3 separate regions of the Mus musculus genome follow, and all the other regions are linked to region 1. The links are chromatin loops, found by intact Hi-C in ENCODE. Cell type or tissue: heart. All regions are shown on one strand. Links, peaks and the distances in the headings refer to the core of each region. The heading gives the core; the rest is flanking DNA.

Region 1 (8,409 bases), core at 102-8,101:
CCAGTTGGCAGGTGGAGGGAAGAAACTGGGTGGGAGAGGAGACAACGGGAGGACAATGGAAGGGTTCAGGATCAGGTGTGGGGAGGGAGAGGACAGATAGCCAGATGGCCATGAGAATGTATGGAAATCTCTAACTGAAGGAGCTGGGGAGGTGGCAAACATCACGATCTACCTTCTGCAATGGAGCATCAAGTTCCCTATGTGCCAAGCCTGGCTTGGCCCTGCTGGGACAGAATGACATGTTTCCTGACCCTAGGACAGGGCCTTGATGTGAGCTTCCTAGGGTGTTTAGGGCTGCTGTGGCCAAAAGGCTTACTTGAATTATAATCTAAATATTTCACATTCCTCTGAGGAAATTCCTCCCTGTTAAGATTAATGACTCTACATTAATGAAAAGCTGAAATGCAGGAGTTAAGGGTGTGGCTACCTCTCAGCAAAATGGTAAACACTGGAACATCAGAGAAGCACTTAAGGGAAGGAGTTCTCTTGCAAGCACCCTGACTTGCCAGCAAGAACAATGCTGCAACAGGATCCTTCTGCACAGGTTTATTGGGAGAGCTTGATTGCAGAGGCGAAGAGACCCCAAGCCCAGAACTGGTGCTGCTTATATAGGCCTAGGAGTGGCGTGTCTCACACCCAGATTGGTTATGTATGGGTTATGCTTACCACCTCATTTGCATGTCTCACATCTGATTGGTTAACTTCTCTCTCATCTGATTGGTTAGCTTGTCTCTCATCTGATTGGTTAACTTGTCTCTCATCTGATTGGTTAACTTGTCTCTCATCTGATTGGTTAATTCTCAAAACCTCATCTTGGCAAAAAAACTTTACTGCCTATGTATGTGTGCTGGCCAGTGGTAGCCAGCACCACCCAGCGCCACCCTGCAATGGCACATGTGGCTTCACACAGAGTTCTAAATACCTGAGTTTGAAAATGCATAATTTTTCAAACACGCAAAAATAATGATTCAGTTCGAATTATATGAGGATCTTCATGAAACTGAAGGAACAAAAGCAGCTGCACTGTGAACCAACATGTCAGAAAATTACTAAGGAAGGAAGTCAAGAGATTTAGGGAGTGATAATTGAAGAGGATTTCACCCAGCTTTTTGTTTGTTTGATTGTTTGTCTGCTTGCTTGTTTGTTTGTCTATTTAAGCTGACATCGACAAATAGATTCCTGAGTTCAGGATCAGCCAAAAACAGGTTAAGGTTCCCCCTAAGGCCTGGTGAAAATAGTAATTTCAGTGCAGAGTCCCGCTCAACTAGCTTATCATCCGTGCTTACAAAAGGCAGACAGATCTTTGAGTTATTTTGGAATTTTAAGAAAAAATGTATGTCTCCTATCTTCTAAGAATCAAGGCACTGGGGTCATGGGATGCTGATTCATGAGCTAATCAAAAGGAAAACCTGTAGTAAATGACTGGATTGATAGGTAAAATAAAAGACTGTGAAAAAGTAAAACGTAAAAACAAAATTCTAGGCCTTTAGGCCCAGGCTTGGGAATGTGGCCTTTGTGACTCAATGATCCAAGGTATGCTAATCATAAAACAGATAGCGACATTCCTCCACCAACCCACTTCCTGGTTTCAAAGAGTGTTCATTCAAAGAATGTGCTATTGTTAGGGGCTCTTAGAAACTGTCTTGAGAGATAACCTGAACAATTACCAGGTATTCCTTGTGACACTTGTGACTTTGCACTTCCTTGTGACTCTTAACTGGTATCTTTGGTATTTTCCAACAATGCCCTTCCCACTTCCTTGGGTTGTGGTTTCTTCCTTTAAATACCCCCTTATCCAGCTACTCAGGGCGCCACGGTCTTCTATCCCTACATGGTGTATGACCGTGGGCCCGAGAGCGCTCTTGAATAAAAATCCTCTTGCAGTTTGCAGCAAGACCATTACTTGTGGGTGATTTTGGGGTTTCGCCTCTCCTGAGTCAGAACATGGGGGAGTCCTCACGTTGTGGGTCTTTCAACTGAACCTGTCTTCTCCTTGAGATGATTCATCCACAAAAATTTTAGGACAAATAGAACTGCTTGGAGAATGAACACACACCACACACACACACATACACAGAGAAAGAGAGAGAGAGAGAGAGAGAGAGAGAGAGAGAGAGAGAGAGAGAGAGAGAGGGGTGGGCAAGCAGGAAAGCAGGACTTTGACAGAGAGATATCTAAGAATGGCAAGCAAGCAGAATATAGACAGAGAAATCTCCAGAGAGGAAACACAACAAAAAGCAGACTGGAAAAGCTGTATCAAGCAGAACACAGGTCAACAGCTTGGAATCACCATTTTTCTTATCCAGACACCACTTCTTTCACTCTCAGAACCTTTCTAAGCCAAACCTGGTCTTTGTCACCTATAAACACATACACACATACTGGTAATATATTCCATGTTTCCTACATGAGATTCTAGGCTCTTTGAGCCACATGAATAACACCCTATCACCCACACTATCCCCAATTATACACTCATTGCCACCGCAAATTTACCTCTTCAAACCCTGCAAGGCTTTCCTTAAGTTTTGCCAATCTTTCTATCCAAAAGAGGCAGCCTGAAAAGTATGAAAACACATATATTTATCCAATCCCAGAGCAGTCAATTTCAGTGGTTTTGCAGTGTCCTTGCTTATACTCGTGATACATTTTTCCCAATTAATTCATTTTACATAAAGCAATGTTACTATTACTAAGATTTCTTTAAAATTGACCAGGAAATATAGACTTCGTGGATTATTTGGTATTCCTGAAGTACTTAAAAAATTTCTATCAATGTAGATTATACTTATCTCAAAATTCCAAGAAAGGATACAAATTTTTGTTTTTATTTATTACTAGCTATGCTAATAAAAGTTTAAATTCTTTAAAGTGGAAAATTTAATTTCATGACAGGCTACCCTAAAGTAGATACTCCTTCCACATCTGATGCATTACACACCCCTCTTCTTTACTCAGAATGCACATTGACTGTTGACTGGCCTTCCAATTATTGGTGATGCTATTGCAGAAGTCATCACATTCCTCCTGAGCAATGGCAGGCCTGTATCCATTCAAAATAGTCATAGTCTTAATGAACTATTCGGATCAACTTATTCATTTTTATTTATGTATTTTGTGTAGAGGTGGTGGTGGAGGGGGTGTTCCTCTCTGTTCCTTTTCATCTATTCCTACATCTTAAGTCTTATGCTTCTATTCTTCTTTTTTCAACTATTTAAGTCTTATATTTCCCTTCTTTCTCTTCATCTTTGTGTTCTCCTTCTCCTTCTTTATTTTATTTTATTTTATTTTGTGTGGTTTTTTTGAGACAGGGTTTCTCTTTGTAACATTGGCTGTCCTAGAATTCACTCTGGATGTAGACCAGGCTGGCCTCGACCTCAGAAATCTGCCTGCCTCTGCCTCCAGAGTGCTGGGATTAAAGGCGTGTGCCACCAGGCCCGGCTGGCATACATCTTCTTATGTCTTCAGTCAGGAATACTATAGTGCTGGCTCTCCCACATTCTTTAAATGCTTAAGGTTTACCTCCAGTATGGATTTTGTGGCGACTTTTATGATTACATATATTCGTTAAATACTTTCTAGGTTCCTTACAGTTGTTACGTTTTATTCCTATACATATTATGATATATACTGAAAACCAGCTGAAACAATCAGCCACATGGACTGAACAACCACTGGATTGCTCAACTTCCCATTGGTATAGAGTTATAGTTGGAAGAGTTGGCTATCAGCTTGGGAGCCATACTAATAAATCCACTTTCCACATAAATAGAGAGACCCTAGAGCATTTTCCTAGTACAGCTGTGTTTTTGGTTTATTTTAAGATTTTATTTATTTTTTTTGGCACTTTCCTACTAAGGAAAAGAAAATAGAATAGTAGATTATAGAATAACAATAGAGCTCCAGCTGGAAAGTTTGTGCAATTTACCTGAACCCAGTAAGAAGCCACAATACAAAACGTTGTTTCTTAAAGTCACTAATTAGCAGTTAAACTGGGCATCCTTCCATTTGTGAGACAGATTTTTCACTCCACTGCAACTTTAGTAATATGCTTCATTCTACTAGCAAAAAGAGGAAGTGCCTTCTGAGGGCAGTGGAATCACAGGTCAGAATTTCAGTCCTGGCTCTTGAGAACAAGGTCACAGCTCACAAGGGGAGGAGCAGGCAACCAATCAAAGGTGAGCTGGAGAGATGGGGCGGCAAAGGCTGGCGTATAGGCTATCGGAAACCTGGGACAACTGCTACCAAAATACATATCTCTGCTGATGTGGAATAGGTGTGCGTTTAGATTGGAAGCCTGTGCACTGAACCACTATTCCGAGTTGCGTTTGCACCCTATCACCCTGAGAGAGTTGCTCCTGTCACTCAGGATTTACTGGCCAATCACGGCATTGAGGAGGATCTGCCAGTCATAAGAGGAGGGTGGTTTTTCCGGATGCATTTTGCTGGTTCCCTGTGAGATCTGCCAGTCAAAAGCGGAGGGTGGTTCTTCCGGAACGCATTTTCCTGATTCCCTGGGGGATCTGCCAGTCATAAGAGGAGGGCGGTTTTTCCGGAATCCATTTCGCTGGTTCCCTGTAATTAAGCAGGATTAAGTGATTTGTCCCCTGTGCTGCTGGGTACTGTGAAGGAAGCTCAGGCAAGTTCTGAAAGTGCGACATGATGAGGATATTGTCACTTCCCACAGAGGTGAGGAGCGGGATCGGGTGTGCTGGGTCCTACGGAAGGCTGGGTCGGAACCAGCAGCTACATGCAGGCACCTGTGAGTTGCCTCGTGGTTTTAGCCGCTTCTAGACCCAACGGTGGCACCTGCATAACTTCACTATCTGGGCTGAATATTCACAAAACCTTTCGAGCAGGGTCCTGTGTATAGAAACACCCTTAGCAGGATGCCAAAGGCAGACAGGCTAAGTTTCTTTCGTGTATTCTACAAGTTGTTCTCTTGGCATTTAGCGTTGAGTTTTGTACAAGGCAGTAAGAATGGATCAATTCGCATTCTTCAACATGCTAACCGTCAATTGAGCCAGCACCATTTGTTGAAGATGCTGTCCTCTTTCCACTGGATGGTTTGAGCTCCTTTGTCAAAGATCAAGTGAGCATAGATGTGTGAGTTTATTTCTGGGTCTTAAATTCTGTTCCATTGATCTGTCTGTCACTGGACCAGTAACATGCAGGGAGTTTTTTGTTTGTTTGTTTTTGTTTTATCACAATTGCTCTGTACTGCAGCTTGAGTTCGGGGATGGTGATTCCATCAAAGGTTCTTTTATTGATGAGGTAGTTTTTGATGTCCTAGGACTTTTGTCATTCCAGATTTATTTGCAAATTGCCCTTTCTAATTCTGTGAAGAATTGAGTTCCAATTTTGATGGGGATTGCAGTGAATCTGTAGATTGCTTTCAGCAAGATAGTCACTTTTACTGTACTAATCCTGCCAATCCATGAGCATGGGAGACCTTTCCATCTCCTGAGATCTTCTTTGATTTCTTTCTTCAGAGACTTGAAGTTCTTATACAGATCTTTCACTTCCTTAGTTAGAGTCACACCAAGGTATTTTATATTTGTGACTGTTGTGAAGGGTGTTGTTTCCCTATTTCTTTCTCATTCTGTTTATCGTTTGTGTAGAGAAAGGCCTCTGATTTATTTGAGTTCATTTTATATCCAGCTACTGCACTGAAGTTGTTTATCAGGTTTAGGAGTTCTTTGGTAGAATTTTTAGGGTCACTTATAGATACTATCATATCCTCTGCAAACAATATTTTGACTTTTTCTTTTCCAATTTGTATCCCCTTGATCTTTTGTTGTGGAATTGCTCTGGCTAGGACTTCAATAGTTATGGAGAAAGTGTGCAGCCTTGTCTAGTCCCTGATTTTAGTGGTATTGCTTTAAGTTTCTCTCCATTTAACTTGATGTTGGCTACTGGTTTGCTGTATTTGCCTACGAGGTAATGGCCTGCTCTTGTTGAAAGACACAGTGCCTATTCATACATTCAATAATATCTATCTTTTTAAGAAGTCAATTCTTGATTACACTTTTTAAGTTTCATTTTCTTAGAATTTCTCTGAACATCTAGATTTTTTTTTTCTCTTTAGTGTTTCTGGAGAATTTAAGTATTTTATCTGTTTTCTCAGCTGCTATGATCATTTGTTTCTCTTTAGAGAAATTTCTTCTATAGCCCAGGCTTGCCTTTTGCTATGTAATTTCTTTGAACACCTAATCCTGCTTCTGCTGTCCAATGCCTGAAGAAAAGCATATAAATTCTTCCAGGATAAGCCCTGACTGGTCAATGAGGGAAAAAGACAGAGAGATATGAATGAATGAATGAAGGAAGGAAGGAATGAATGAATGTTCTCCTACCTCCACCACTTTCTAGGGGAAATTATAGATCAAGAGGGACATTGGTAACAATTGATTTCACTGACCAACTTTGAAACCAAAGGGAGTGGGAAGAATGATGGAGGGAGCTTTCTTTGAAAATACCTTCTATTATCAGTGAATACTAATGTTATCAATGTTAGATGATCAATAAAAGTCCAAACTTGAAAATTTAGGTGGTTCACAGAACGAGACAATGAAGAATCTAGAGAAGGAAATGAATTAATTTTTAGACACTAAATATCTGTAGGTACGTGAATTCAACCAATACTTAAGTGCTTGACAAATTTCTGTGTCTATGACTAGTAGGAATTTTACTATCCCAATTTTACAGTGTGCATTGGGAAGGAAATGTATGAGTAATACTGGTTTGTCTAATACTTGGATAACTTTTCAATCATAAAGCCAATTTAAACTTTTAAAAATAAAATTTGATATTATAATTAAATCCTTTAGGTTTATCCTTTCTCACTGTTGTTAAGTCTTATGGCCCAGCACAAATGGCTTAGGTGCCTATTTAACAAATCAAAGCGGGCCAGAATGTCAGTTTCTCCCCAAAGCCCCCAGTTACCCTTTACAGTGTATGCCTAACAAAGCACACCCTGGATCTTAGGGATTGGGGTATACATCTCCCTGCTCCCCTTCCTTATGTAATCCACCCAAATTTGTTAGAATATCTTTTTCATCTATCATTTACCCACCTCATCACTTTGTCTGGTTTTCCTCTCCTTTCCTTCCTCTCTTCACATGGCTTTGGTTCCACTTGATCCTGGTCACTCTCTAAGATGTTCCTTTCTCTAACTCCACTCTCCCATGTATCAGCAATAAACTTTCTGTTCCACCATGTCTAGGAACAGCCATGTTCCTTTCCTTTTTATTTCCTTTTCCTTTCACCTCCCGTTAACCACTCCTTGTTTTCACATTTATGGCCACATCTACCTTCAATTGTTGCAACATTTTTAATTTAATTTCTTTTGAATATTTAATTTGATTTGATTTTAATTTTTTGAATTTAATTGAATTACCAGTCACATGGTTGTGTTTCATGGAAATTAAATTCCAGGCCATAAAAGGAGTTTTGAGTTTCAGGGGTTTTTCAGGTGTGCATGGTGCTTGGCACAAAGCAGACATTAAATTGTTCTTTACCATTGTTTTGCATGTGGGCTTCAGTTGTTGTCCTGAAATTACAAAGAAGTATGAGTGGCTGCAGAGACATACAAACCCTTTTGCTCATCTGAATTCACAAAAAGAGCTGTAACATATTGAGCTGCTCTATTTGGAGGAGAGATCAGTAGTATCTTTTTTTTTTTTTTCCAGTTTTTAAAATCTGGTTGAAACACCACTAAACATGGTACAAGTGGAAAAAAATCTCTTATGAAGTCCTTTGAATGAAAATTGTGAAAAGTTCCTGAAGAGACAGAAACCGCTCCATCTCCAAGGGAGAATACTCAGCGTAACTGTGGCTTCATAGAATGAATTGGTTGTGTTCCTTCTGTTTCTACTTTGTGAACTAGATTGAAGAGTATTGGTAGTGCGTCTTTTTTGAAGGTCTGATAGAATTCTGCACTAAAACCTGTCCTGGGCGTTTTGTTTGTTTGTTTGTTTGTTTGTTTAGGAGACTTTAAATGACTGCATGTATTTCTTTAGGGGCTTAAGGGACGGTTTCATGATTTATCTGATCCTGATTTAACTTTGGTATTTTACTATCTGTCTAAAAACTTGTCTATTACATCCGGATTTTCCAGTTTTGTGTAATATATATGGCTTTGGTAGTAGGATCTGATGATTTTTTGAATTTCTTCAGTTTCTGTTGTTATATCTCCCTTTTCATTTCTGATTTTGTTAATTTGGACACTGTCTTTGTGCCCTCTAGTTTGTGTGGCTAAGGGTTTACCTATCTTGTTCATTTTCTCAAAGAACCAGCTTCTTTGAACCAGTTTTGTTGATTATTTGCATAGTTCCTTTTCTTTCTGTTTGGTTTATTCCAGCCCAGAGTTTGATTATTTCCTGCTGTCTACTTCTCTTGGGTTTATTTTCT
Region 2 (8,409 bases), core at 257-8,256, 49 kb before region 1:
ATTTGTTTCTCTTTAGAGGAATTTCTTCCATAGCCCAGGCTTGCCTTTTGCTATGTAATTTCTTTGAACACCTAATCCTGCTTCTGCTGTCCAATGCCTGAAGAGAATCATATAAATTCTTCCAGGATGAGCCCTGACTGGTCAATGAGGGAAAAAGACAGAGAGATATGAATGAAGGAATGAATGATCTCCTACCTCCACCACTTTCTAGGGGAAATTATAGATCAAGAGGGACATTGGTAACAATTGATTTCACTGACCAACTTTGATAATGGTGTATTCACAGCAACCAAAGGGAGTGGGAAGAACGATGGAGGGAGCTTTCTTTGAAAATACCTTCTATTATCAGTGAATACTGATGTTATCAATGTTAGATGATCAACAAAAGTCCAAACTTGAAAATTTACGTGGTTCATAGAATGAGACGATCAAGAATTTAGATAAGGAAATGAATTAATTTTTAGACACTAAATATCTGTAGGTACGTGAATTCAACCAACACTTAAGTGCTTGACAAATTTCTGTGTCTATGACTAGTAGGAATTTTACTATCCCAATTTTACAGTGTGCATTGGGAGAGAAATGTATGAGTAATACCTGGTTCGTCTAATACTTGGATAACTTTTCAATCATAAAGCCAATTTCAGCTTTTAAAAATAAATTTTGATATTATAATTAAATCCTTTAGGTTTATCCTTTCTCACTGTTGTTAAGTCTTATGGCCCAGCACAAATGGCTTAGGTGCCTATTTAACAAATCAAAGCAGGCCAGAATGTCAGTTTCTCCCCAAATCCCCCAGTTACCCTTTACAGTGTATGCCTAACAAAGCACACCCTGGATCTTAGGGATTGGCATATACATCTCCCTGCTCCCCTTCCTTATGTAATCCACCCAAATTTGTTAGAATATCTTTTTCATCTATCATTTACCCACCTCATCACTTTGTCTGGTTTTCCTCTCCTCTCCTTCCTCTCTTCACATGGCTTTGGTTCCACTTGACTCTGGTCACTCTCTAAGATGTTCCTTTCTCTAACTCCACTCTCCCATGTATCAGCAATAAACTTTCTGTTCCACCATGTCTAGGAACAGCCATGTTCCTTTCCTTTTTATTTCCTTTTCCTTTCACCTCCTGTTAACCACTCCTTGTTTTCACATTTATGGCCACATCTACCTTCAATTGTTGCAACATTTTTAATTTCATTTCTTTTGAATATTTAATTTGATTTGATTTTAATTTTTTGAATTTAATTGAATTACCAGCCACATGGTTGTGTTTCATGGAAATTAAATTCCAGGCCATATACGGAGTTTTGAGTTTCAGGGGTTTTTCAGGTGTGCGTGGTGCTTGGCACAAAGCAGACATTAAATTGTTCTTTACCATTGTTTTGCATGTGGGCTTCAGTTGTTGTCCTGAAATTACAAAGAAGTATGAGTGGCTGCAGAGACATACAAACACTTTTGCTCATCTGAATTCACAAAGAGAGCTGTAAAATATTGAGCTGCTCTATTTGGAGGATAGATCAGTAGTATCTTTTTTTTTTTTCCAGTTTTTAAAATCTGGTTGAAACACCACTAAACATGGTACAAGTGGAAAAAAATCTCTTATGAAGTCCTCTGAATGAAAATTGTGAAAAGTTCCTGAAGAGACAGAAACCGCTCCATCTCCAAGGGAGAATACTCAGCGTAACTGTGGCTTCATAGAATGAATTGGTTGTGTTCCTTCTGTTTCTACTTTGTGAACTAGATTGAAGAGTATTGGTAGTATGTCTTCGTTGAAGGTCTGATAGAATTCTGCACTAAAACCTGTCCTGGGCGTTTTGTTTGTTTGTTTGTTTAGGAGACTTTAAATGACTGCATGTATTTCTTTAGGGGCTTAAGGGACTGTTTCATGATTTATCTGATCCTGATTTAACTTTGGTTTTTATTATCTGTCTAAAAACTTGTCCATTACATCCGGATTTTCCAGTTTTGTGTAAGATATGGTTTTAGTAGTAGAATCTGAATAATTTTTTTGAATTTCTTCAGTTTCTGTTGTTATATCTCCATTTTCATTTCTGATTTTGTTAATTTGGACACTGTCTCTGTGCCCTCTAGTTTGTGTGGCTAAGGGTTTACCTATCTTGTTCATTTTCTCAAAGAACCAGCTTCTTTGAACCAGTTTTGTTGATTACTTGCATAGTTCCTTTTCTTTCTGTTTGGTTTATTCCAGCCCCGATTTTGATTATTTCCTGTCTACTTCTCTTGGGTTTATTTCCTTCTTTTTGTTCTAGAATTTTCAGGTGTACTGTTAAAATGCTAGTGTATGCTCTCTCCAGTTTGTTTTTGGAGGCACTCGGAGCTGAGTTTTCCTCTTAGCATTGCTTTCATTGTGTCACCTAAGTTTTGGTATGGTGTGCCTTCATTTTCATTAAATTCTCCAAAGTTTTTAATTTCTTTTTTTTTTCCTTAGCCAAATTATCATTAAATAGGGAATTGTTCAGCTTTCATGTTTATGTCAGCTTTCTGGTGTTTTTTATTACTACTGAAGACCACCCTTAGTCCTTGGTGATCTGACAGGATGCATGGAATTATTTCAGTCTTGTATCTTTTGAGGACTGTTTTGTGACTGATTCTATGGTCAATTTTGGTGATGATACAATGAGGTACTGAGAAGAAGGTATTTTCTTTTGTTTTAGGATGAAATCTTCTATAGCTATCTATTAAATCCACTTGGTCCATAACTTCTCTTTGTTTCAGTGTGTCTGTTTATTTTGTGTTTTCATGATTAGTTCACTGATAAGAGTGCAGTTTTGACTTCTCCCACTATTATTGTTGATGTGCAACGTGTGCGGAGGCTTAGTTGTGTGTGTAGAGGCTTAGTAGCGTTTCTTTTATATATGTGGTTGCCCTTGCATTTGGAGGGTAGATATTCAGACTAGAGAGTTCCTCTTGGTAGATTTTCCCTTTCAGCAATATGAAGTGTCCTTCCTCATCCTTTTTAGATAACTTTTGATTGAAAGTTGCTTTTATTCGATATTAGAATGGCTACCCCAGCTTGTTTCTTGGGACCATTTGCTTGGAAAATTGTTTTCCAGCACTTTTTTTCTGAGGTAAGTAGCTTTCTTTGACACTAAGGTGAGTTTCGTGTTTGCACCAAAATGTTGGGTCCTGTTTATGCATCCAGTCTGTTATCCTATATCTTTTTATTAGGGAATTGAGCCCATTGATGTTAAGATATAGTAAGGAGTAGTGATTGCTGCTCCCTGTTATTTTTGATACTATTTTTATGTTTCTGTGGCTATTTTCTATTTTGCTTGTTGAAAGATTACTTTGTTGCTTTTTCTAGGGTGTAGTTTCCCTCCTTGATTTATATTTTCCATCTGTTATCCTTTGTAAGGCTGGCTTTGTGGCAAGATATGGTGTAAATTTGTTTTTTTCAAGGAATATCTTGGTTTCTCCATCTATGGTAGTTGATGGTGAAGGGCAAAGCAGGGAGATGGGGTATGGTATAAGGGGCTTTTAGTAGGGGGGGAAAATGGGGAAAGGGGGTAACACTTGAGATGTAAATTAAGAAAATATCCAATAAAAAATGTCCTCTATTATCATCATGAGAAGTGATTTTAAACCTAAACCTTGCTTTTCCAGTGTGATGGGGTATCCAGGACTTGCTATGCTGGGGGAGCTGGGTGCAGATGATGCCAGATAGCCTTAGTTTCTGTGGCTTATGTTCTTGTTCTTGCCTCTCTCCATCTGATTATCTCTATTGCTACTTGCACTCACTGTCTCTGACTGGAGCCTGTCTCTCCTGTTTTGTAGTTGTGTCAGAACTCAGAGTCCAGCTCTGTCTGTGATCCTGAGATCCTGGGTGTAAGAGCTCCTGGGAGTCAAGATGCCTTTGGGATCCTGAAATCCTGGTGTGACCAAGTTTTGCCATCCTGTGATTCTATTATCCTATAATCCTGGGTGTGTTAGAGCACCTGGGAGTGCAGCTTCCTCTAGGTGTTGTGGGATTGGGTGCACAGCTAGCAGCCAGGTCTGCTCAGGGACTGGCTCAGACTAAAAAAAGACTTAATGTATTATATAGTGAATGTATCATCAATACTCTGTAACATTAAAGATGATTTTTTGATTGTTTGTTTTTATTTTTTCATTTTTTGGTTTTTTGATACACAGTTTTGTGTGTGTGTGTGTACCCTAGCTGTCCTGGAACGCACTCTGAAGACCAGCTTGCCTGGAAGTCAGAAATCTGCCTGCCTCTGCCTCCCAAGTGCTGGAATTAAAGGCTTGCACCACCACTGCCTGGCCATAAAGATGTATTTTTCATTTGAACATTAATTCAACATTAGGTTTTCTTAAAGGGAAGCAAGAATATTTTAGAATTTAGTGAGCAGTTACCTTTGTAATTCCACTATTCCAACTATTGAAAAATAACACAAGAAAATGACATGAGTAAGTTTTATGTTATATGTTTTGTGTGTGTGTGTGTGTGTGTGTGTGTGTGTGTGTGTGTGTGTGTGAGTGTGTGTGTGTGTGTGTATTTCTCACTTTGAGGTGGGCAAAACTTTGATTTCCTGCATTAAGTTAGGACCTAGGAATGTGCTTGTCATGAACTCCTGCATAATGTTCATCTTGTACCCAAACAGAATGAGAACTGTATCTGTCAAAATAATGCTTCCCTTGTCTCCATTTTATGCTTTGTTTATTGTTGTTTCCCTTCTTCCATGAATTTTCACTTAGGAAATGTTGGACTCATTTAATTGGAACTAGATTCTTCTCTCATACAGTGTACCAAGGCCACTGTTTTCCTCCCTTCACTCCATTCACTTACCCTCTCCCTCTTCTATCCTCCTCCTCCATAGATCCCCTCCCCTTTTTCTGTTCTCTCAAAACAAGATAGAAAAGCCATGATGAAAGCTCTCCTTTTGAGCTTGGACATGGCAAGCAAATGGGAAGAAAAGGGGGTCAAGACCAAGCAAAAGAAGCAGAGATACACCTGCTCCCAGCGAGAGAAATTATTCAAATGCCCATGCTAATAGCCACGACATAGAGGAATAAGGCCTAGCTAACACACATGCCAGCCCCATTTTTGCCTAATAAGTCCATGTGAGGATTCCTAGAAATCCAGACAGTGTAAGCCGTGGGTTTCCTCTGATGTCCAGCTCCTCTAGTTAATCCAAATATTGGCTAGCCACTCAAAAAAGTTTGTCACAACCTTAACTCAGAACATATTCAGGCTGGAGAGATTTCAGTTTGAAGGTTTTGTAGCTTTTATTATGTCTAAGATTTTCTTTTTGTGGCCGGGGAGTACCCTCTCTCCATAGAGAGACTAGAACATATTTTCAGCTCTTTTTTCGAACATAGGGGTGAAAGACCCAAGCCTTTACACACTTGATTTTCAGTTTGATTTGGCTGTGTCAAAGTTGTCTTCAAGAATGAGTCCCTGAGGTGAGTTTTCAGTGAGTAATTTTCCCCCCTAAAGTCAGCATGAGATCCTTAGAGGCCTCTTTGGCCAACACCTCAAGGAAATGCAAACCTTTCATCACAGTGCTGGCTATAAAGATGGCCAGTTCAGAAACTCCTTTAGTCGTGGTCAATAGGATCGCCCTCATTGTTTCCTGAAGGTTTTCAGTACACTGGGTTCCTATACTAACCTGGAAAGTCCCCATAATTCCAGCTCTTTCTTCTTGCATCTCCTGCTCTCTTCCTACATTCCCATCTAAATGATCCCTCCCACTTCTTTTCACATTCACCCCAATCTTACCATGGAGTCTGTTCCTTTTCCCCTTCCCAGAAAGGTGCATGCAGGGTCTGTAGAAAGTAGCAGCTGAGTGATAGTCCATGGTGTAAATGTACCTTTTTTTTTATCCATTCTTCAGCTGTGGGACATATAATCTTGTTTTTAGTATCTGGCTAGTACAAATAAATCTATCAACAGAGTTGATCAAGTCTATTGTCGATGGAGAAACTTTTGCATGTATGCCTGTCTTAGGTGTTTATTGCTGTGAAGAGACACAATGACCAAGGCAGCTCTTTTTTAGATTTTTATTTATTTATTATATGTAAGTACACTGTAGCTGTCTTCAGACACTCCAGAAGAGGGCGTCAGATCTTGTTACTGATGGTTGTGAGCCACCACGCAGTTGCTGGGATTTGAACCTAGGACCTTCAGATGCAGTCAGTACTCTTAACCATTGAGCCTTCTCTCCAGTCTGCCAAGGCAGCTCTTATAAGGACAACATTTAATTGAGGCTGGCTTACAGATTCAGAGATTCTCTCTGTCATCATCAAGGCAGGAGCACCAGCGTCCTCGAAGGCATGGTGCAGGAGGACATGAGAGTACCTACATCTTCCTCTGAAGGCTCCTAGGAGAAGATTGTCTCCAAGGCAGCTAGCATAAGGATTTTAAAGCCCAAGCCAGAAAGTGGCACACCTGCTCCAACAAGGCCACACCTACTCCAACAATGCCACACCTCCTTATAAGGCCACTTTCTGAGCCAAGAATATGCAAACCACCACAATGACCAAGAGAGTGGTATATCTGGGTATTGAGGTAGATGGATTCCCCTTTTTCTGACAACCATGATATTGATTTACATAGTGTCTGTTTTAGTTTGCAGTCTCTCATAAGCTGTAGAGGTATATTCTCTGTAATGTGAACAGTCACTTCTGTTATTGATCTTAACTATTCTGACATGTTTAATGACATAAAAGGTTTCCTTTCCATTTCTATAATGTTGAATACTTGTTTCTAAGCCATTGAAGATTCATCTGTTGAGAAGTCTCAGTTTATATATGAACCCTGATCTTTATCTGCTTTCGTTTGTTTTTATTTTTAGACTATCTAGATTCTTGAGGTCTGTATATATTTTTGTATATTATGTCTCATATTTTTCTCTTATATAACACTATGAGATATGGATATGGCAAAAATCTTTTCCCATTTTGTAGACTGTCTCTTGTCCCACTGACTGGATTTTTGCCTTCCAGAAACATCACAGTTGCATGATGTCCAATTTACTAATTACTGATCTTATTGCCTGAGCTATTCGTGTTCTTCCCATAAGAACAGTAATGTGTCTCCTGTGACCGTGCACTCAAGGCCATTGCCCGCTTTTTCTTCTATCAGGGCCTGTGTGTCTGGTTTTAAGTGGACTTCTATTTTGTTCAGGATAAAGAATATAGATTTGTTTGCACATTCTTCTGCATGTAGAGCATTTTATAGTTTAACAAGCACCACTTGTTGAAGGTGCTGTGGGGTTTTTGGTATGTTTTGTTTGTTTCTTTTTTTATTCTTGTTGGCTTTTTTGTATGTTTCTTGATTCCTTAGCAATCACCAGGTGTGTGTATGTCATAGGAATTATATCTGTGTCTATACCTCTATTCCATTAATCAACTGTCTATTTGTGTCCCAATAAATTGCACGGTTTTTTGTTTTTTTGTTTTTTTTGAGACAGAGTTTCTCTGTGTATCCCTGGCTGTCCTGGAACATACTATGTAGACCAGGCTGGCCTCCAACTGAGAAATCTGCCTGCCTCTGCCTTCCAAGTGCTGGGATTAAAGGCATGCGCCACCAACTACTTGGCTATATTGCAGGTATTTTATTGTAATAGATGGCTTTGGCTCTCCAGGGTTTTTGTCCTGGGAGCTAGAAACTATCCTTTCAAGGTCTATTACAAGCTACTCTTTTAATTTTGAAGGGGATTTTATGGAATTTGTAGAATACTTTTGGCAAGATGGCTATTAATCATACTAATCTACGAGCATGAGAGATTTTCCCATCCTCCTATATCTGCTTCAGTTTTTTCACATAGTTGAACTTTTTTATTATTTTTTATTTTATTTTTGTTTGATTGTTTGTTTGTTTTGCTCTAGACAGGGTTTATCTGTCCAGTCCTGGCTGTCCTGGAACTCACGCTGTAGAACAGGCTGGCCTCGATCTCAGAAATCCACTTGCCTATGCCCCCTAAAGCACTGGAATTAAAGGCGTGTGCCACCACTGCCTGGCATAGTTGAACTTTTTATCATGCATGTACTTCAGTTCCTGTTTTAAAGTGGTTACTGGTTAGTTCATATTGTTGTTCCACCTGTAGGGTTCTAGATCCCTTTAGCTCCTTGGGTACTTTCTCTAGCTCCTCATTTGGGCGCCCTGTGATCCATCCAATAGCTGACTGTGAGCCTCCACTTCTGTGTTTGCTAGGTGCCAGCATAGTCTCACAAGAGACAGCTATATCAGGGTCCTTTCAGCAAAATCTTGCTAGTATATGCAATGGTGTCAGTGTTTGAAGGCTGATTATGGGATGGATCCCCGGGTATGGCAGTCTCTAGATGGTCCATCTTTTCGTCTCAGCTCCAAACTTTGTCTCTGTAGCTCCTTGCATGGGTATTTTGTTCCCAATTCTAAGAATCTCCTTTATTTATTTAGGGGAGATA
Region 3 (8,409 bases), core at 82-8,081, 59 kb after region 1:
AGAGAACTCTCAACCAAGAAATCTAAATGGCTAAGAAGCACTTAAAGAAATAGACACCATTGTCAATAATGACAGAAATTCAAATCAAAACAACACTGAGAGTTCATCTTACTTCCATCAGAAAGTAAATAAGAAAAACCACAAGGGACAGTACATGCTGGTGAGGATGTGGAACAGGGGTGGGTGTACTCCTCCAAAGCAGGTGAGTTTGCAAACTGGTACAAACACTCTGGAAAACAACCTGCAAGTTAATCAGATAATTGGAATTAGTTCTACCTGAAGACCTTACTATACTGCTCCTGGACATGTACCCAAAAGATTCTCCACAATACCACAAGGACATGTACTCCACTATGTTCATAGCAGCCTTATTAGTCATAGGTGGAAACTAGAAGCAAACAGATTGTACCTTATCTGAAGAACACATTTACACAACAGAAGGGCTTTTCAGGTTCCAAAACAAAGAGATCATTAATTTTGCAGGCAAATGGGTGAAAGTAGAAAATTTTAGCCTGAGTGAGGTACCCCAGACCAAAAGACATACAAAGTATGTAGTCACAGAAGACAATAGTAGCCAAAAGTTACAAAATACCCATAATACTGGCCACAGAATCCAAGAAGTTAAGGAAGTCCCAAGTGGGGATGCTTCAATCCCACTTAGAAGAGGGAACAAAATTGACATGGCAGGGAGAAGGAGTGAGTTCCGTGGGACAGGATAAAAGAAGCTGGAAAGGGGACATGGTCAGGTATGGGAGAGACAGGAGAGAAGCCCAGAGGGCTAGCAATATGAAAGGAAATATGCATCTGATGGATGGGGAAATGGGAATAATTAGAAAATTAGAGACCTGGCATGGGCTAGGCTCTCAGGACTCAATATGGGTAACCTTAGCTGAAATAGTGGGAATATGGAAATAAAAGAGACCACCTCTAGTCCCAGTTGGCAGGTGGAGGGAAGGAAATGGGTGGGAGAAGAGACAACAGGAGGACAATGGAAGGGTTCAGGATCAGGTGTGGGGAGGGAGAGGACAGATAGCCAGATGGCCATGAGAATGTATGGAAATCTGTAACTGAAGGAGCTGGGGAGGTGGCAAACATCTCGATCTACCTTCTGCAATGGAGCATCAAGTTCTCTATGTGCCAAGCCTGGCTTGGCCCTGCTGGGACAGAGTGACATATTGCTTGCCCCTAGGACAGGGCCCTGATGTGAGCTTCCTAGAGAGTTCAGGGCAGCTGTGGCCAACATGCTTACTTGCATAGTAATGTAATTATTTCACATTCCTCTGAGGAAAGTCCTTCCTGTTAAGATTAATGACTCTACATTAATTACAAGCTGAAATCCCAGAGATAAGGGTGTGGCTACCTCTCAGCAAAATGGTAAACACTGGAACCTCAGAGAAGCACTTAAGGGAAAGAGTTCTAAATACATGAGTTTGAAAATGTATAATTTTTCAAACACGCAAAACTAATGATTCTGTTCGAATTATATGAGGATCTTCATGAATCTGAAGGAACAAAAGCAGCTGCACTGTGAACCAACATGTCAGAAAATTACTAAGGAAGGAAGTAAAGAGATTTAGGGAGTGGTAATTGAAGGAGATCTCACCCAGGTTTTTGCTTGTTTGTTTACTTGTTTGTTTGTCTGTTTAAGCTGACAAAGACAAATAAATTCCTGAGTTCAGGATCAGCCAAAGACAGATCAAAGTTACCCTAAGGCGTGGTGAAAATAGTAATTTCAGAGCAGAGTCCTGCTCAACTAGCCTATCATCCGTGCTTAATAAAGTCAGACAGATCTTTAGTTTTTTGGAATTTTAAGAAAAAATGTATGCCTCCTATCTTCTAAGAATCAAAGCACCGGGGTCATGGGATGCTGATTCATGAGCTAATCAAAAAGAAAACCTGGAGTAAATTACTGGATTGATAGGTAAAATAAAAGACTGCACCTGTCTTCTCCTTGAGATGATCCATCCAGAAAAATTTTAGGACAAATAGAACTGCTTGGAAATGAAAACACACACACACACACACACACACACACACACACACACACACACACACACCTGTACAAAGAGTGAGAGAGACAGAGTGTGAGACACACACAGTAAAAGAGGGGGGAGAGAGAGAGAAGGAGAGAGAGAGAGCTAGAGAGAGAGAGAGAAAGAGAGAGAGAGAGAGAGAGAGAGAGACAAGCAAGCAGGAAAGCAGGACTTGGACAGAGAGATCTTTAAGAATGGCAAGCAAGCAGAATATAGACAGAGAAAGACAGAGAAATCTCCAGAGAGGAAACACAACAGAAAGCAGACTGGAAAAGCTGTATCAAGCAGAACAAAGGTCAACAGCTTGGAATCACCATTTTTCTGATCCAGACACCACTTCTTTCTCTCTCAGAAACTCTCTCTAAGCCAAACCTGGTCTTTGGCACCTATAAACACATATCCACATACTGTTAACATATTCCATGTTTCCCAGAAGAGATTCTAGGCTCTTTGATGCACAGGAATAACACCCTACCTCCCACACTATCCCCAATTATACACTCATTGCCACTGCAAATTTACCTCTTCAAACCCTGCAAGGCTTTCCTTAAGTTTTGCCAATCTTTCTATCCAAAAGAGGCAGCCTGAAAAGTATGAAAATACATATATTTTTCCAATCCAGGAACAGTCGAGTTCAGTGGTTTTGCAGTATCCTTGCTCATACTCACGATACCTTATTCCCAATTAATTCATTTTGCAGAAAGCAATGTTACTATTACTAATGTTTCTATACAATTGACCAGGAAATATAGACTTTGAGGATTATTTGGTATTCCTGAAGTACTTAAAAATCTCTATCAATGTAGATTATATTTATCTCAAAATTCCAAGAAAGGATACAAGTATTTGTTTTTATTTATTACTAGTTATGCAAAAAAAAAGTTTAAATTTTTCACAGTGGAAACTTTAATTTCATAACACACTACACTAAAAGTAAATACTCCTTCCACATCTGCTGCATTACACACCACTCTTGTTTACTCAGAATGCACATTGACTGTTAACTGGCCTTCCAATTATTGGTGATGCTATTACAGAAGTCATAACATTCCTCATGAGCAATGGCAGACCTGTATTCATTCGAATTAGTCATAGTACCAATGAACTATTCTGATCAAGTTATTCATTTTTATTTCTGTATTTTGTGTAGGGGTGATGGTGGAGGGGGTGTTCCTCTCTGTTCCTTTTCATCTATTCCTACATCTTAAGACTTATGCTTCTATTCTTCTTTTTTCAACTATTTAAGTATTATATTTCCCTTCTTTTTCTTCATCTTTGTGTTCTCCTTCTCCTACTTCTTCTTTATTTTTATTTTATTTTATGTGGTTTCTATCGAGACAGGGTTTCTCTATGTAACATTGGCTGTCCTAGAATTCACTCTGGATGTAGACCAGGCTGGCCTCGACCTCAGAAATCTGCCTGCCTCTGCCTCCCGGGTGCTGGGATTAAAGGCGTGAGAAACCACGCCCGGCTGGCATACATCTTCTTAAGTCTTCAGTCAGGCATACTATAGGGCTGGCTCGCCCACATTCTTTAAATGCTTAAGGTTTACCACCCATATGGATTTTGTGGCTACTTTTATGATTTCATGTATTCGTTAAATACTTTCTAGGGTCATTACAGTTACGTTTTATTCCTATACTATTATGATATATACTGAAAATCAGCTGAGACATTCAGCCACATGGACTGAACAACCACTGGATTGCTCAACTTCCCATTGGTATAGAGTTATAGTTGGAAGAGTTGGCTATCAGCTTGGGAGCCATACTAATAAATCCACTTTCCACATACATAGAGAGACCCTAGAGCATTTTCCTAGTACACCTGTGTTTTTGGTTTATTTTAAGATTTTATTTTATTTTTTGGCACTTTCCTACTGAGGAATAGAAAATAGAATAGTAGATTATAGAATAACAATAGAGCTCCAGCTGGAAAGTTTGTGCAATTTACCCGAACCAAATAAGAAGCCACAATACAAAACGTTGTTTCTTAAAGTCACTCTTTAATTAGCAGTTAAACTGGGCACCCTTCCACTTGTGAGACAGATTTTTCAGTCCACTGCAACTTTAGTAATATGCTTCATTCCACTAGCAATAAGAGGAAGCACCTTCTGAGGGCAGTGGACTCACAGGCAAGAATTTGAGTCCTGGCTCTTGAGAACAAGGTCACAGCCCACAAAGGGGAGGAGCACGCAGCCAATCAGAGGTGAGCTGGAGAGATGGGGCGGCATAGCCTGGCGTATAGGCTATCGGAAACCTGGGACAATTGCTACCAAAATACATATCTCTGCTGATCTGGAATAGGTGTGCGTCTATATTGGAAGCCTGTGCACTGAACCACTGAACCACTATTCCGAGTTGCGTTTGCACCCTCTCACCCTGAGAGAGTTGCTCCTGTCACTCAAGATTTACTGGCCAATCACAGCATCAAGGAGGATCTGCCAGTCATAAGAGGAGGGTGGTTTTTCCGGATGCATTTTGCTGGTTCCCCGTGAGATCTGCCAGTCAAAAGCGGAGGGTGGTTCTTCCGGAATGCATTTTCCTGTTTCCATGTGGGATCTGCCAGTCATAAGAGGAGGGTGTTTCTTCCGGAATCATTTTCGCTGGTTCCCTGTAATTAAGCAGGCTTAAGTGATTTGTCCTGTGTGCTGCTGGGTACAGTGAAGGAAGGTCAGGCAAGTTCTGAAAGTGCGACATGATGAGGATATTGTCACTTCCCACAGAGGTGAGGAGCGGGATCGGGTGTGCTGGGTCCTACGGAAGGCTGGGTCGGAACCAGCAGCTACATGCAGGCACCTGTGAGTTGCCTCGTGGTTTTAGCCGCTTCTGGACCCAACGGTGGCACCTGCATAACTTCACTATCTGGGCTGAATATTCACAAAACCTTTCGAGCAGGGTCCTGTGTATAGAAACACCCTTAGCACGATGCCAAAGTCAGACAGGCTAAGTTTCTTTCGTGTATTCTACAAGTTCTTCTCTTGGCATTTAGCATTTTGGTTGTCATTCATTTCGAGTTAAATTTGTCTATGTTTAATATGTATCTCATGTGTTTGGTGAATGAAAGCACATTTTTTTTTCAATATTTCTCCGTGGTTTTTTTTAATAACCAGAAAAAGTGTGGACTAATTTTAGAACAGCTTCGTCTTTAGTTTTTTATAAAATTGTTTCTGAGACAAAGTATGTTGACACGTGGGTCCTAGTCTCTTTCTCTACCTTGCTAAACTTCATAATTCATTAGTTAAATGGCTGTACCACAAGAGAGTTTTAAATTGCTCATTTTAGTCATGTAATGTACTGCCCTTTGCAGTAGAAGTAGAAGTACTTGCATATGGAGCATGGCTTCTGTCTTCAGACTTCAACAGGAGGAACAGTTTACTGTGTACAGTTCAGGGCTAAACAGTGTAGACAATAGCTAGCTCCTACACTGTAGTTTAAGGGAATCATCTGCAGGGGTCATCATTATGAACAAGCTTCTGATGGTGTAATTTACAATTACCAAGGTAAATTAAGTCATGCATGTGAATAAAAATAATCCAGATTGGTGGGTATACCACCTGGGGAGGTTATGTTGAACCAAACTTCATTGATCTAGATAAGGCCATTCAGAAATTTGAATCAAGGGTAATTGGCTTTATCTATGTGTGTCAAGTTATAGACTTCAGCAGCTAATGTTGCATATAATGACGGGATCATACATTATCTTATTGATGCCATTTCCCTAAAAGGTAATAGCCTGCTATTGTTGAAAGACACTGTATCTAGGCATACTTTCTTTTTTATTTCTTAGATATTTTCTTCATTTACATTTCAAATGCTATCCCCAAAGCCCTCTATAGCCTCCCCCTGCCCTGCTCCTCAACCCACACATTCCCTCCTCCTGGCCCTGGCATTTCCCTGTACTTGGCCTCATGATCTTCACAAGACCAAGAGCCTCTCCTCCCATTGATGGCTGACTAGGCCATCCTCTGCTACATATGCAACTAGAGACAAAGCACTGGGGGTTACTGGTTAGTTCATTTTGTTGTTCCTCCTATAGAGTTTCAGACCCCTTTAGCTCTTTGGGTACTTTCTCTAGCTCCTTCATTAGGGGCCCCGTGTTCCATCCAATAGATGACTGTGAGCATCCACTTCTGTATTTGCCAGGCACTGGCATAGCCTCACAAGAAGAGCTATGTCAAGGTCATGTCAGCAAAATCTTTCTGGCATATGCAATAGTGTCTGGGTTTGGTGGTTGTATATGGAATAGATCCCCGAGTGGGGCAGTTTCTGGATGATCATTCGTTCAGTCTGCTCCACACTTTGTCTCTGTAACTCCTCACATGAGCATTTTGTTCCCCCTTTCTAAGAAGGACCCAAGTATCCACACTTTGGTCTTCCTTCTTCTTGAGTTTCAATTGTTTTGCAAATTGTATGTTGGGTACTCTGAGTGTATGGGCTATTCTCCCCTTATCAGTAAGTGCATATCATTTGTGTTCTTTTGTAATTGGGTTTCTTCACTCAGGATGATATCCTCCAGATCCATCCTTTTATCTAAGAATTTCATGACTTCATTGTTTTTAATAGTACTTCATTGTGTAAATATACCACATTTTCTGTATCCATTCCTCCATTGAGGAACATCTGGGATCTTTCCAGCTTCTGGCTATTATAAATGAGGCTGCTATGAACATAGTGGAACATGTGTCCTTATTACATGTTAGAGCATCTTTTGGGTATAAGCTCAGGACTGGTATTGCTGGGTCCTCAGGTAGTCCAATTTTCTGAGGAACTGCTAAACTGATTTCCAGAGTGGTTGTACAAGCTTGCAATCCCACCAACCATGGAGGAGTGTCCCTTTCTCCACATCCTTGCCAGCATCTGTTGTCACCTGAATGTTTGATTTTAACCATTCTGACTGCTGTGAGATGGAATCTCAGGGTTGTTTTGATTTGCATTTCCCTGATGATTAAGGATGTTGAACATTTTTTCAGGTGCTTCTCAGATATTCAGTATTCCTCTGTTGAGAATTCTTTGTTTAGCTCTTTACCCCATTTTTAATAGGGTTATTTAGTTCTCTGGAAGCCAGCTTCTTGAGTTCTTTATATATATTAGATGTTAGCCACCTATCAGATTTAGGATTGGTAAAGATCCTTTCCCAATTTATTGCTAGCCTTTTTGTATTATTGACTTACTGTCTTTTCCCTTATACAAGCTTTGCAATTTTGTGAGGCCCCATTTGTTGATTCTCGATCTTACAGCATAAGTCATTGCTGTTCTGTGCAGGAATTTTTCCCCTGTGCCCATATCTTTGAGGCTTTTCCCACTTTCTACTCTATATGTTTCAGTGTCTCTGGTTTTATGTGGAGTTCCTTGACCCAGTTAGACTTGAGCTTTGTATAAGGAGATAAGAATGGATCAATTTGCATTCTACATGCTATCTGCCAATTGAGCCAGCACCGTTTGTTGAAGATGTTGTCCTCTTTCCACTGGATGGTTTGAGCTCCTTTGTCAAAGATCAAGTGAGCATAGATGTGTGAGTTTATTTCTGGGTCTTAAATTCTGTTCCATTGATCTGACTGACTGTCACTGTACCAGTAACATGCATGGGGGTTTTGTTTGTTTGTTTGTTTTTGTTTTTGTTTTTTTTTTTTTTGTTTTATCACAATTGCTCTGTAGTACAGCTTGAGTTCGGGGATGGTGATTCCACCAAAGGCTCTTTAATTGTTGAGATAGTTTTTGCTATCCTAGGATTTTTGTTATTCCAGAATTATTTGCAAATTGCCCTTTCTAACTCTGAGAAGAATTGAGTTCCAATTTTGATGGGGATTGCAGTGAATCTGTAGATTGCTTTCAGCAAGATAGTCATTTTTACTGTACTAATCCTGCCAATCCATGAGAATGGGAGACCTTTCCATCTTCTGAGATCTTCTTTGATTTCTTTCTTCAGAGACTTGAAGTTCTTATACAGATCTTTCACTTCCTTAGTTAGAGTCACACCAAGGTATTTTATATTATTTGTGAGTACTGTGAAGGATGTTGTTTCCCTATTTCTTTCTCATTCTGTTTATCGTTTGTGTAGAGAAAGGCCTCTGATATATTTGAGTTCATTTTATATCCAGCTACTGCACTGAAGTTGTTTATCAGGTTTAGGAGTTCTCTGGTAGAATTTTTAGGGTCACTTATAGATACTATCATATCCTCTGCAAGTAATGATATTTTGACTTTTTCTTTTCCAATTTGTATCCCCTTGATCTTCTTTGTTGTGGAATTGCTCTGGCTAGGACTTCAAGTCCTATACTGAGTAGTTATGGAGAAAGTGGGCAGCCTTATCTACTCCCTGATTGTAGTGGGATTGCTTTAAGTTTTTCTCCATTTAATTTGATGTTGGCTACTGG

The links. A loop is a pair of places that touch in the nucleus more often than their neighbours do. Peaks named below come from ENCODE experiments on the same cell type or tissue, not always from the same donor. Only the 100,000 strongest peaks of a DNase experiment are listed, where the experiment ranks them.
Region 2: a loop joins it to region 1, with 2.9 times the contacts of the local background. A loop is called at or near these places in 5 of 42 quality-filtered maps.
Region 3: a loop joins it to region 1, with 1.8 times the contacts of the local background. A loop is called at or near these places in 5 of 42 quality-filtered maps.

Annotation. Positions count from the first base shown.
Region 1 is chr17:17,230,337-17,238,745 of GRCm38, forward strand. Gm5165 (predicted gene 5165) reads left to right here and starts at 4,567. Exons shown (of 4, transcript NM_001362181.1): 1 at 4,567-4,689. The coding sequence starts at 4,660. In heart, for the core only: no CTCF peak of the experiment used is centred there; a DNase peak (open chromatin) is centred at 4,385; H3K4me3 peaks cover 1,451 bases; H3K27ac peaks cover 343 bases.
Region 2 is chr17:17,180,921-17,189,329 of GRCm38, forward strand. The region is part of intron 1 of Gm38396 (predicted gene, 38396); the gene reads left to right. Among named protein-coding and RNA genes, the nearest start is that of Gm38396, 5.8 kb to the left of the region's middle. In heart, for the core only: no CTCF peak of the experiment used is centred there; no DNase peak of the experiment used is centred there.
Region 3 is chr17:17,289,830-17,298,238 of GRCm38, forward strand. It overlaps Gm6712 (predicted gene 6712), which reads left to right and starts at 4,614. Exons shown (of 4, transcript NM_001324550.1): 1 at 4,614-4,760. The coding sequence starts at 4,731. In heart, for the core only: a CTCF peak has its summit at 4,113; a DNase peak (open chromatin) is centred at 4,472; H3K4me3 peaks cover 1,097 bases; H3K27ac peaks cover 259 bases.